Linked DNA regions of Homo sapiens: region 1 is linked to region 2. A link is an interaction called in ENCODE POLR2A ChIA-PET data of the cell type or tissue named here. Cell type or tissue: OCI-LY7. All regions are shown on one strand. Each heading gives the region's core, and the rest is flanking DNA. Links, peaks and the distances in the headings are about the cores only.

Evidence for each region. ChIA-PET counts read pairs that join two places held together with the same protein. Peaks named below come from ENCODE experiments on the same cell type or tissue, not always from the same donor. Only the 100,000 strongest peaks of a DNase experiment are listed, where the experiment ranks them.
Region 1: POLR2A ChIA-PET joins it to region 2 with 5 read pairs; 1 of 35 experiments calls an interaction of 5 or more read pairs at or near these places.

Annotation. Positions count from the first base shown.
Region 1 is chr12:98,223,974-98,230,276 of GRCh38, reverse strand. No RefSeq gene overlaps it. Among named protein-coding and RNA genes, the nearest start is that of MIR4303, 230 kb to the right of the region's middle. RefSeq lists a cis regulatory region at 2,692 and an enhancer at 2,608-2,777. In OCI-LY7, for the core only: a CTCF peak has its summit at 2,926 (motif pointing left); DNase peaks (open chromatin) are centred at 3,846 and 5,316; H3K4me3 peaks cover 1,233 bases; H3K27ac peaks cover 2,658 bases.
Region 2 is chr12:98,488,694-98,496,300 of GRCh38, reverse strand. LINC02453 (long intergenic non-protein coding RNA 2453) reads left to right here. Exons shown (of 4, transcript NR_038383.1): 3 at 2,817-2,870. Among named protein-coding and RNA genes, the nearest start is that of TRD-GTC1-1, 11 kb to the left of the region's middle. RefSeq lists a silencer at 5,476-5,770. In OCI-LY7, for the core only: CTCF peaks have their summits at 4,931 and 5,135 (motif pointing left); a DNase peak (open chromatin) is centred at 5,120; H3K4me3 peaks cover 590 bases; H3K27ac peaks cover 515 bases.

The sequences.
Region 1 (6,303 bases), core at 1,304-6,303, 260 kb after region 2:
ATCCTGTTCAAATGGCACCTTCATGAAGCCTTTCCTGTTCTTCCAATTCTTAGATGGTCTCTTTCTTTGAGGATAATTTTCCGATTTTCTTTATAATTTTTTTATGACACATCCCATTTTTCACATATTTTTCAACAGATTCATTAAATGTCTGCAGACATTAGACAAAATGCTCCCATAATGCTATACTATTTAATCCTTCCCACAGTCCTAAGATTTGAACACTTTCCAGATAAAGGGATGCCAATCTAGAGAGAGTCAATAATTTTTTTTTAGGTTACAAAGCTGATAGGCTTCAAAGCAGAAATGTAGCCCAATTCTGTCTGATTCCAAACCATATACTGTTTTCACCAGATCATGTTGTTAAAATAGAAGATCATCTTTATGATTATTTTGGGCATGCTTCTTTCTCCTCTATGAGATTCCAAGGCCCTGGGTCTGGACTGTGTCTTATTTCTTCTGGAATTCCCTATGTCTTCTTGCACATGGGAGGAAGAAAACAAAAGCTGATCAAATTGCTAGAAGTGAACAGAGCGAGTATCTCAAATTTCGTTCCAATAAAGCTTCAGAATGAATTATGGAATTTTGCTCATGCATTTAATCCCTATTTATAGTCCATTAATCCACACATTTATAAGTTCTTGGTGAAAGGCTTTTCAGAAGGATTTTTGAAGCTATGGAATATGGGGTTTGCTTTCATTGCCATCCAACTGTGGAGCATTCTGGTGGATATTCTCTGGGGCTAGGTCAGTGGGCAGAATTTCCAGTGTTAATTATCTGCATCCTATCTTGATGCTGGAAAACTGCAAGGTGTTGCTTGTCCATCACCTCCGGGGTGCCTGATTGCTTTCCAGGCAAGCCAGAGCCTCATCATACTTTCATCTAGAAGCGACAGCTTCCTCTTTTCAGTTCTCATAGAACTCTATCTGCACCTCTCCTTTGACCATCTCTCACTTCCTACCTGGCATTACAATCGTGTATGTGGATCTCTTATTTCCCTGATGTGTGGTAAGCATCTTAAGGTCATGGACCATGTCTGATTCATCCTCATGTTCCCCACTGTGCTCACTGGGTGCTTGGCACATAGTAGGAGCTCAATACAGTTTAAAAAAGTGATTAAAGTAGGTTCTAAATTCAGCAAATATTGCTCCTCCTATTTTACTGGTACCATTTCAGCATTTTTGCTGCTGCCCACTATTCATATGGGTGGTATGAGCTGAAATTGCTGAAGAGAGATGTAATTTCCCTTGTTAATATAATTACTACCATATATTATCACAGCGCTAAAGTCATAACATTCTCATTTTCAGTGGCCTATACACATCACCAGAATTATCTCTGGAGGAGAAATTTATCATGTTTGTTTTCAGTCTCAGAGTGAAATGCTGCCAAGTTTGGTGAATACGTGCTCAGCCCCGTTTGAGTGACAAGTGAGTGAATAAATGGGGACATTTCACCTCTCATGAAAAAAAAAAAAAACAACAAAAACCGTCAGGCTCTTATTTGCATCCAGATAATTTATTAACTGTTTGGATTCCTAATTCAGGGCAGGGGGAGGGTAGTGAGCATGCTTTTCTCTGCGGGTCTTTCATAGTTTGGGAAAATAATAAACGAGGAGCTGAAGAACCTGGAGAGGAAGGGGGAGGGGAAAGAATATTTACATTTTGCTCATTATGAGGGCAGCAGGCCCATCTGGGGCAGGCTAATGGCCTTGTCAGCTAAACTGAGGGTAGACAAGGACAAGATTTTCAACTGTGAGTGTGTGATCAGCCTGTAGTAGTCAATAACTCTAAGACATGCTTATTTTTCGTTTTGGGGAAAGAGATTCTGCTTCTAGCAGTCTTATCTCAGCCTGGGACTTAAAGGGGTCTTTAGCTGAAGCAAGACCAATCTGGTCCTTGTCATGTTCTTGGGTGGATAGAAGTGGGGCATCTAGGCTGGGTGTGGTAGCTCATGCCTGTAATCCCAGCATGCTGGGAGGTCAAGGTGGGAGGGTCACTTGAGCCCAGAAATTTGAGATCAGCCTGGGCAGCATAGTGAGACCCCATTTCTACAGAAAATTGAAAAATTAGTTGAGCATAGTGACATGCACCTATATTCCTATCTACTTGGAAAGCTGAGATAGGAGGATTGCTTGAGCCTAAGTTAAGTTAATGTTACAGTGAACTATGGTTACACCACTCTACTGCAGCCTGGGTGACAGAGCAAGACCCTGTCTAAAAAAAAAATAATAAAAGGCAGGACATCTGTTCTGCACTTTGGTATTGCTACTGGAAGGTCAGCCATGAGGTGCAGGCCTGGCGCTTCTGTGGCCATCCACGTCCTCTACCCAGAACTAGCTGAAGACAGCACCAGTGACAAGGTGGGTCCCTGCAGGGAGTCAGGGCCTCTCATCAGGGAATCTAGGCTGCAAGAAAGTGGCAGAGGCAAGTTCAGAGTCCAGGAGCTGGGGTATGGCTAGGATTTTAATAAGCCAAGAGAGGGCTCCTACAAAGAGACAGAACCTAAAATAAAGGGTTCCCAAGGAACAGACTCCAAACTTGGGCACTAGAACTTGTAACTACTTTACGTCTCCCTCAGAAACATCCATTTCCTAGCTGCATCATCTCCAAAGTCCTTGGCCTTGACCCTTCCTAGCTGTTCTTCGACTGCAGTGGCTTTCAATTCTGCTGTGCATTAGGGTTGCGCTGCGGTGTGTTATGCTAGGGAACCTATAAAAGAGAGATGTCCTGTCTTCTTCCCTGGACATGTATGTGTTTGTATATACGTGTATGTACACACAGATACATATTTTATAAATATAATGCAGACGTACACAGTTATGTATTTACCCCTAGGAGATTTGAATGCATAGTCAGGTCAAGAACTGCTATTAGATGTTGTGAGAGGAGGAAGTAGAAGCTTGAGCATCCCCTGGAGGCCAACAGGAACATTACCGGAACAGAAGCGCTCATGGCAAGTTCATAGCTTACAGCTACTATTTATGAAATACGGACTCTGTGCCAAACACTTTCTTTATGAACTCATCTGATTTCATATGTCTCTACAAAGTAGATTTTATTAATGCTATCTTAGAGATGAGAACGCTAAAGACCAAGGTCCCACAGTTGAACTGGACCTTGAACCCAAGTTAGGATGGGACCATTGCTTCCTTGATCTGCCTGATTCATATGGTTATTGTAATGATTTCAACCTGAGTTATAGGTTATTATAGTTTTAAGTTTAAGAGTTTGGGCTCTAGAATCAGACTTAAATATATTCAAATTCTGGCTTTGCAATTTAAAGCTAGGTGATTGGGACAAATTACTTAACTTCTTTGACTGTATTAGTCCGTTTTCAAGCTGCTGATAGACACATACCTGAGACTGGCTAATTTATAAAGAAAAAGAGGTTTAATGGGCTCACAGTTCCACATGGCTGGGAAGGCCTCACAATCAAGGTGGAAGGTGGAAGGTGAAAGGCACATCTTCCATGGTGGCAGACAAGAAAGAAGTGAGAACCAAGTGAAAGGGTTTCCCCTTATAAAACCATCAGCTCTCATGAGACTTATTCACTACCATGAGAACAGTATGGGGAAACCTACCCCATGATTCAATTATCTCCTACCGGGTCCCTCCCACAACATGTGGGAATTATGGAAGCTATAATTCAAGATGAGATTTGGGTGGGGTCAGAGCCAAATCATATCACTGACCCTCAGTTTTCTCACCTGTACAATGGGAATAGAATGGCTGAGATGCTTAAATGAGATAATTCTTGTGAAGCTTGTAGGATACTGGCTGGTTCAAACTAAGTAACTAGTAAGCATTTCCTGTTATCATCAGAACTGTCTCAGGAACCAGAAGCAGGTTAGGAAATACAGGTGTCGAGCTTAGAAACCCAGCTGTGAGGAACTGGAAAACATATTTCAGAAAGATGTATGGGGCATGCTGGTGCAGGCTTGTATGAACTTTCTATGCCAGTCTCGATAGGTTAGGACATGGGAAAAATGAGGAAACCTGCAAATAAAGTTAATCAATGATGCTCTTAGGTGCCTCCTTTCCCAAATTCCTCCTCCTTGAAACCCCTCCCCCCATTGCTCCTCCATCCTTTCTGTCTAATATGCTCTCTGCCAGCTGTGATTGAATGCTTGGATCCAATCTCAGGTGATAATGGCTTAAGAAGGTACCTGTCCTAGGAGTATTTTACCTTTTTTAAGAGATTCAATTAACCTTCAAGACCTGAAAGAATTAATCTGTAATGATATAATTTAAGGCCCTGTGAGGGGTAATGGGAAAATAGCATTGGGCGGAGGCTTTTTCCTTTGGTCATTCGAAATGGAATGCTGCTTTACCTGCTCAAGGGACTGCCACCAGATGGTCATCTGGATGGCAGGGACCACCTCCAATTTATCTTAGAATCCTCCCAAGTCTTGTGTTTGGCCGTAGGGACACAGTAAATTCTCAAAATCTTTTTATTGAGTAAAATTTACAGAACATATTTAGTTGTCATCTTAATGTTGCTTCTGTTTAGGTATTCCTGAATGCTTAATAAACTTTACTACAAGGTTTTGAAATGTGAAAACAATTAGTGAAGTAAGTGATTAAATTTTATACCCTTAATCATTTTAACTTTTTTACTCTGTGTTCATTTTTTTCACATGCATTCATTCAGCAAATGTATATGGAGTGTCTATTCTGTGCCAGTCGCTGGAGGAAACGTTTTGGGTTGAGGGTCTTCTTTCCAGACTCTTTGGGCTGGTTTTCTCCTAGTCTTCTTGAAGTTGGGCCATCTCTTTTTCAGCTCTTTCTTCACCATGTGAATGCCTAGCTTTTTGGATCTAGCTGTTCAGGCACCCTCTTTCTTAAGCTCCTGACTCTTTCCTAGTCTCACTGTAAGTGTATCTTGGAAGGGTGTTTATATTCTATGTATTCAAAAAAGGAAGTAAAAAAAAAAATCCATCAACCCTCAGGTAACAGTTAAATCTGATGGAGATTTCACCAAATGAATTATGGAGTCCATCTCTTACTTTTATTATTTAGAACCTAGTCTTGCTGTGACTCTTGGTGAACTTGCAGCTCTGATGTTAATAAATAACTCATCCTCGGTCACTTAGCTGGCTTCCAAAGGAGATTGTGTGCAGAATGTCCCCCCCACACCCCGCAGCTGTATTAGTGTGTGTTGAGGCCAGCCCTACATTTGGAGTAAAGGGTGAAAAAAACGTTAGTCATTGAATTTTCAGTGATAGTAGACCAGAGAACAATAACTTTGCATTTTGACCATTTTCACACATGTAGTTTTCACTTTCGGTTGCATTCATTTTAGTTTATTGTTTCAATTTTTCATGTTGGACAATTTTGACAGTTGAGAAGGCAGTGACTCTGGGGACCAGCTGTGTGAGCTTTAAAATATGAAAAGGGGGAAGGGATGACTGCATGATGACAGAGAGCAGAATGAGAGTAGTGGGGCCAATGTGGGAGGGTATAAGAGGAGACAGAAAGGCAGAGGAGACGACAGCATGAGGAAAAATGCCAAGTATGGAAATAGATGTCACTTCTTCCAGGGCCTGGCCAAAGCTCATATGATACTCTGTTATAGCCTTTCTGCAGCAACAATGCTCATTCAACATTGATTTATGGTGTTTGGGTTTACATAGCCCTGGCCACATACTGCAGAAAAGCAGATCACATGGAGGGTGGGTAGGGGAGAAAAATGTTTTAAGGTGCAACCCCTCTCTTGGCTATTTCCTGATTCTCTCTTGGGGCTGCTTTGTGAAGTGAGGTGGCAGAGGTAGTCTTTTTGTGCTGAGTGGTAGTAGGTGGAATGGGAGACGCATAGACTTTGGAGCCAAACAGACCCAGGTTGGAGTTCCAGTTCTGCCACTCACTGGCTGTGCCACTTAGGCCAAGTGGCTTCACTTCCCTGACTCTTCAGTTCGAAATCTGTAAAATGGAGATAATAATAAACATCTTGTAGGACATCAGTAACTATTAGCATTGACTTATTGCTGTGGTGGTTAATTTTATGTGTCGACTTCTTCACTGAACCACAGGGTGTCCAGATATCTGATTAAACCTTACTCTGGGTGTTTCCAGAAGAGATTAACATTGGAATTGGTAGACTGAGTAAAGCAGATCGTCTTCTCCAATGTGGGTGGGCATTGTCGAATCTGTTGAAGGCCTCAAGAGAACAAAAAGGCAGAGGAAGGGAGAATTTGCTTTTTTCTGCCTGACTGTTAGAGATGGGGCATCAGTCATCTCCCTGTCTGGGACCAGGATTTATACCAATAGTGCTCCTGGTTCTCAGGCCTTCAGACTCATACTG
Region 2 (7,607 bases), core at 2,608-7,607:
TGTCTGTCTGTCTGTCTGTCTGTCTGTCTCCACTTACTTATTTACTATTTTTAGGGTTTATTGAGGTATAATTTATGAGGGTAAAATTTACTCTTTTTAAGGGTACTAGTCTATGAATTTTGACCATAATTAAGATGTAGGCTGGGCACAGTGGCTCGAACATGCAATCCCAGCACTTTGGGAAGCTGAGGCAAGAGGATCATTTGAGTCCAGGAGTTCGAGACCAGCCTGGGCAATATGGTAAGACCCCCCTCATCTTTACAAAAAATACAAAAATTACCAGGTGTGGTGGCATGTGCCTGTGGTCTGGGCTACTCAAGAGGCTGAGGTGGGAGAATTGCTTAAGCCCGGGAGGCAAAGATTGCAGCGAGCTGAGATTGAGCCATTGCACTCTAGCCTAGGTGACAGAGCCAGACACTGTCTCCAAACAAACAAACAAACAAACAAACATACATTTATCCTAAGATCCAGCAACACTGCTCGTAGATATTGACCTGAGAGAAATGAAGACATATGTCCACAAAAAACCCTGCACACTTATGTTTATAATGGCTGTATTTATAATAGTCAAAAACTGGAAACTACCCAAATTTTGGAAATTTGAGTTTAATAGATTATGGGAAATTACAAGAACTTACTGTCCATAAACATTAAAATTGAAAGGTGAATGTTTTTGATTTGGGCCTGGAAGGCAAATTAGATGGATACATGTTTAAATTATTAAAGTGAGGGGTGGGGAAGATATTCGGGATGCTCATACTTCACTATTCCCCAGTCTTTATTTATTTATTTATTTATTTATTTATTATTTTTTGAGACAGAGTCTTACTCTGTTGCCCAAACTGGAGTGCACTGGCGCCGTATCGGCTCTGCATCCTCTACCTCCTGGGTTCAAGTGATTCTTCTGCCTCAGTCTCCTGAGTAGTTGGGATTACAGGTGTGCACCACCACGACCGGCTAAGTTTTTTGTATTTTTAGTAGAGACGGGGTTTCACCATGTTGGTCAGGCTGGTCTCAAACTCCTGACCTCAAATCATCTGCCTGCCTTGGCCTCCCAAAGTGCTGGGATTATAGGCATGAGCCACTGGGCCCAGCCTCTAATTTATTTAAATAATAATTTAAAGTTAAAACTGAGAGGAGGTGGGTGGACCTCGAGGTCAGGAATTCAAGACCAGGTTGGCCAATATGGTGAAACCCTGTCTCTACTAAAAATACAAAAATTATCTGGGCATGGTGGCATGTACTTGTAATCCCAGCTACTGGAGAATTGCTTGAACTGGGACCCTGGAGGCGTAGGTTACAGTAAGCCGAGATCACGCCACTGCACTCCAGCCTGGGCGACAGAGCGAGGCTCTGTCTCAAAAAAAAAGCAAAAAACAAAAAACTGAGAGGCAAAAGTCTGTCTCCCTTCAGCTCGACTAACACTTAGTCTTTTCTTTCCCTCCTTATTTAAAAAAATAAATCTTTATTGATTTATCTTTTGTGCCAAGCATGGAGATAGGCATTGGGCACAAAAAATTAGTAAGACTCACTTCTTGCCCTCAAGGAACTCAAATTTCTTGAGGGAGGTGGACTTTTAACTGATAGTTACAATACAATTTGGTAAGTGCTATGGTGGAGGCATAGCTCATGCTGATGGAGAGCCTGCTATGCCTTAGGCTTCAAGTGCCTTATATAATATTAACCATTGTCCAAGGACAAAGTTATAACAGATTTAAAGATCTTAATTGGCTTCCATTTGTGATTCTAAAATCAGGCAACATCTCATTCCATAAAATAGAATGAGTATTTCAATGAGCTGAACAGAAGAGTTTGGCTTTTATTTTATTTTTGAGACAGAGTTCCGCTCTTGGTGCCCAGGCTGGAGTGCAGTGGCACAACCTCAGCCCACTGCAACTTCTGCCTCCCAGGTTCAAGAGATTCTCCTGCCTGAGCCTCTTGAGTAGCTGGGATTACAGGTGCCCACCACCATGCCCAACTAATTTTTTGTAGTTTTAGTAGAGACGGGGTTTCACCATGTTGGCCAGGCTGGTCTCAAACTCCTGACCTCAGGTGATCCACCTGCTTTGGCCTCCCAAAATGCAGGGATTACAGGCATAAGCCACCTTGCCTGGCCAAGGTTGGCTTTATAGACAAAAAAGGGTTGAGCAAAGCAGAAACAGAAAACACAAAGTGGATTGGTGCTTTAAAGTTACTTTCCGTTTAAAGGTTAAAGCAGAGTGGACCTTCTTATCATTCCAGCGAAAACTGACCTGCTTGGGGATTTGACTATTATATCTCGCTGCTGATTTCTTTCTCTCTTTTTTTTCTCTCCTTTTTTTGAGACAGGGTCTTGCCCTGTCACCCAGGCTGGGGTGATCACAGCTCATTGCAATCCCTGCCTGAACCGGTCTTCTCACCTCAGCCTCTGGAGTAGCTGGGATCAGAGGCACGCGTCACTATGCCACTAATATTTTGTATTTTTTGTAGAGGGATGGTGGTGGTGTTGGGGGGTGGGGGCTCTCCATGTTGCCCAGGTTGGTCTTGAACTCCTGATCTCAAGCTCAGCACCTGCCTTGGCGTCCCAAAGTGCTGAGATTACAGGTGTGAGCCACCATGCTCCGCCCCCTCCTGATTTCTTGGAAGGTCAGATAAACAACTTATTTTCAGCTTAGTGGTGTGGAACTCCAGCATGAGTGACTCTATTTTGGTTTGTCTGTTGGGCCTAGTGTAGGAACTCAGTTCAAACCAATGACTTACTATACATTTTATTTAATACCATTTAATCCTTATTTAAATCCTATGAGTTTGCTATAATAATTTTCTCCTTTTTACAGTGAGGAAACTGAGGCACTGGAAGATGAAGGCTACAGAGGTAGAAAGTGATGGAGGTATGTGCAGAATACTACGGGATTACAGAGAGGGAAGGGCTGGAGTGGTCAAAGAAAGACCTATTTTTAGCTGGGCCACCAAAGAATGATGATGAACTTAGAAAAAGAATGGGGGAAATGTTTTCCAGCACTTAGGGAACAGAGAAACATTAATACAAAGGCTCAGAGCATGTGGCAATTTGGGAAAAGTGGCAATGCGGGAAAGAGTATATGGTGGAGGGGCTGCTGCTTAGGGGACTGGAGTGGCAGGGGGCAGGAAATGTCTTCACCTTTCATTATAATGCATGACTGGGGAGAATTAAACATCACAATCTTTGAGGAACTGACAGGAACCTTACCTATCTTCTTGATCCTTTCGTTATACAGATAAGGAAACTGAGGCCAGACAGCTCCAGTGATTTAACTAAATTCCTGTGGCCGAGAACATCACCTTTATCTGTTGCTGTAAATTAAGGAATCTGTGGGCTTAGTGATTAGGTGTCCCTCAGAGGTTTTCAGGGCCTCAGATCTTGCCATCACTTTCCTTAGAGTTATCTGTTCCTGGGCTGGCCTAAGCTTCCTGTCCTTTAAGGAACCTGCCTGCCAACATTGGCCCCAACCCAACAGGAGATCAGTGACCTCCGTTTTCCTGACTTTTTTCCTGCCCTACTGACCACCTGCTGACCTATCCCGGTTAATAGCTTTACTGATCTGTCTAGCTTTGAGGCAAACACTAGCCCCAGTGTGAGGAACAAAGGGTCCTGGTGACCCACACCCCCTGGCCCTTTGGCATTCAGTCCTCAGGCTACCCAGAAGGACAAATTATTCAGCCTGTTTGGGGTGGGATGGAACAGTTTCTACTTCTTTTCTTTGGATTTTTTTTTTTTTTTTGAGACCCGTCTCACTCTGTCACCCAGGCTGGAGTGCAGTGGTGTGACCTTGGCTCACTGCAACCTGCGCCTCCCAAGTTCAAGCAATTTTCATGCCTCAGCTGCCCGATTAGCTGGGACTACAGGTGCGGGCCACCATGCCTGGCTAATTTTTGTATTTTTAATAGGGATAGGGTTTCACCATGTTGACCAGGCTGGTCTCAAATTCCTGACCTTGTGATCCGCCTTGGACTTCCAAAGTGCTGGGATTACAGGTGTGAGCCACTGCGACAGGCCTTTTCTTTAGTCTTTCCGTGTTTTCTAAACACAAAGCAACAGAAAAACTTCTGCTTCAAATGCATGACTCAGGTCTGGCATTCAAGTTGCTGCTATTTTGGGAAAAAAGCTGCCTGTAGCTTTTGAAATTTCTTATTCTCCTACCTGTGATTAACTCATATGATTAGCAAAGTTTTATTATCAGAATTTATCAATAAAATGAAGTTAGTGATCTAGAAAATAAGAAGAGAACCAGCACAAAATAGCACGCAGAATCCCATTTTTTTTCTATGCATTTGTAAGTACTGGAAACGTCTGGTGGCTGGGTGCGGTGGCTCATGCCTGTAATCCCAGCACTTTGGGAGGCTGAGGCGGGAGGACCACTTGAGGTCAGGAGTTCGAGACCAGGCTGGCCAACAGAGTGAAACCCCGTCTCTACTAAAAATACAAAAATTAGCTGGGCGTGGTGGTGGGTGCCTATAATCCTAGCTACTCGGGAGGCTGAGGCAGGAGAATCACTTGAATCTGGGAGGCGGAGGTTGCAGTGAGCCTAGATCGCGCCATTATACTCCAGCATGGGGACAGAGTGAGACTCCGTCTCAAAAAAAAAAAAAAAAAAAAGGAAGAAAGAAAGAAGAAAACATCTGGAAAGAAGTAGCTGAAGATATTAAAAGTAGTTATATCTGGGTTAAGAGTGTGTTGATGATCGCTGTTCTTTTTGCTATTCCACCTTTTCTAAATTTTCTACTATGTGCATATATTGAACTCAGAAAAGCAAACAATAAAATTTTCTTTAAAGTTATTAATATTAGGCAAAGCAAATAGCTCAAATGTACATTTGTGATAGTCCTCTTAGCCTATGACATGTTGAGTAATGTATTCTAGTTTGGTTTTCCTTGTTAGCCAGATTTCATTATTTTGCAGCTTAAGTTGTTTATTTCTAGTTCCTTAAGGTGGGGAGGAGGTGAGGAGGTGAGGAGGGTGAAGAAGCAAATTCCACTTCAGTAAAACAGGGCGTGCAGCCTTTTCCCCTGAGTCCCTTTGTCTCAAGGCCCCTGTGTTCCGGGTCTTTTGTTGTTCTCTGCATGGACTTTGATTCGAGATTTAAAGAAAAACAAGTGCTGGCCCTCCTTGCGCCCTCTGGTGTCCCAGTGAGGTATAACCGGACAAACCGCACAAAGATCACAGCCATTTTCACACAGCGCTCCCCCGACACAGTGATGCCTGGAGACGGGAATGTCTGGAATCTTAGAGGAAGGAATCACACACCGACAAGCATGGCAGGCTTAGTCTTTGAAACTTAATCAGAGCCTGTAAGTATGGATACTGTTTTTTAAAAAATTAAAAGCAGTATCTGGACTGCAAGTATTTAAAAAACCTAATAGGAAATAAGTCAACTCTCAAAGCATTTGGCACAGCTTTCTGGGTTCTAAAACTAAGAAAATCTTACTACATATGTTGTTTTATAAATACAGCATAAACCAGTACTTTGTTATTTGTTTTAAAAATTTCTTTTAGAGACAGGGTCTTGCTCTGTCACCCAGGCGGGAGAGCAGTGGTGCAATCTTAGCTCACTGCAGCCTTGAATTCCTGGCCTCGGGTGATCCTCCATGCTTCCGCCTCCCAAAGGACTGGGTTTACAGGTGTGAGTCACTGTGCCTGGCCTAGAACTTTGGATTAATTGCAAATAAATTAGGTGAAAGAGAGGTCTGGATACCTAGGCTTTAGCTTGACTGAGGATAATGATTTCCGCAACTTTAAGCTTTACCATGTAGACCAAAAATAAAATTCTAAGCTCCCCAATCAGTTGAATGGATGCCTCCTTGTCCAGGGGCATTCCAAAGTTACCTGAAACGCTAGTTCATGTCATGATGGGAACAGGTGGTCAGACAAGCCTCATTATACTCTCCTCCCTTTGGGACAGAGTCCCTTTGGGATTCAGGCACATCTGACCAGCATTAACATAAGTCTGACAAAGAAGGCTTTTTGTAGCAGTAAGATACCAACATGACAGACAGCAGGCCCTGAAGTAAATTGAAGTAGTTTACCCCAAAAAATATATATATATTTTTGACACATTTTGAAATGGCCCTGCAAAGGTGTCTCTTGTGGGGAAAATCTACTTTCAGTAGAGAATCCCCTTCCCTTTCCAGATATTTTTCCTTAACCAGGAGAGAATTTACTGAGAGTCTTGCACCTTAAAAAGGTAAAAAATAAAATTTTTGGCTGGGCATGGTGACTCACGCCTATAATCCCAGCACTTTGGGAGGCCAAGGCAGGTGAATCACCTGAAGGTCAGGAGTTCGAGACCAGCCAGGCCAACATGGTGAAACCCCATCTCTGGCTAATACAAAAATTAGCCAGGCATGGGGTGGGGGTGTGGGCGCCTGTAATCCTAGCTACTTGGGAGGCTGAGGCAGGAGAATTACTTGAACCTGGGAGGTGGAGGTTGCAGTGAGCCGAGATCACACCATTGCACTCCAGCCTGGGCAACAAGAGCGAAACTTCGTCTCAAAAAATAAAATAAAATAAAATAAAATAAAAAAAATAAATAAAAATTAAAAGTTTTACAATCTGACCTGGTGCTGTGGCCCACTCCTGTAATCCCAGCACTTTGGGAAGCCGAGGCAGGTGGGTTGCTTGAGCCCAGGAGTTCGAGATAAGTCTGGGCAACACGGTGAAACCCTGTCTCTACTAAAAATACAAAAATTACCAGGACGTAGTGGCGCGCATCTGTAATCCCAGCTACTCCAGAGGCTGAGAGGTGCGAGGATGGCTTGAGCCTGGGAGGTTGAGGCTGCAGTTAGCTGAGATTGCACCACTGCACTCCAGCCTGGGTGATGGAGTGAGACCCAGAAATAATTACAATGTGTTCTTTCTGAAGCCTGCTACCTGGAGGCTTTATCTGCATAACAAGAACCTTGGTTTTCGCAACCCCTTATCTTAATTCAGGCACTCCCTTCTATAAATTTCAGGTCTTTAGATAAACTCTTTCAACTAACTCCCAATCAGAAAATCTTTGAATTCACTCATGATGTAGAAGCGCCCCATCCACCCTCACTGAACCAATGTACATCTTACATGTATTTTTTGATGTCTTCTGTCTCTCTAAAATGTGTAATAAAAAGCTGTAGTCCGACCACTTTGAGCACACGTTCTCAGGATTTCCTGGGGCTGTGTCACTGGCCATGGTCACTCATATTTGGCTCAGAATAAGTCTCTTCAAATATTTTACAGAGTTTGACTCTTTTCTTCATCGACAATCAATATGTGAGAGTTGATACTGAAGGTCCCTTTTGTCTATAATATACTTCATTCTATCGCATTTTTCACCAGACTGTTTTGTTTGGTTTTTATAGAGATGAGATCTCACTTTGTTGCCCAGCCTGGTCTCTTGGGCTTAGGAGATCCTCCCTCCTCAGCCTTCTAAAGTTCTGGGATTACATGTGCGAGCCCCCACCCTCAAACTGTGCCTTTTTTTTTTTTTTTTGAGCCCGAGTCTCACTCTGTCACCCAGGCTGGAGTATAGTGCCACGATCTCGGCTCACTGCAACCTCCACCTCCCGGGTTCAAGCATTTCTCCCTGCTTCAGCCTCCCGAGTAGCTGGGATTA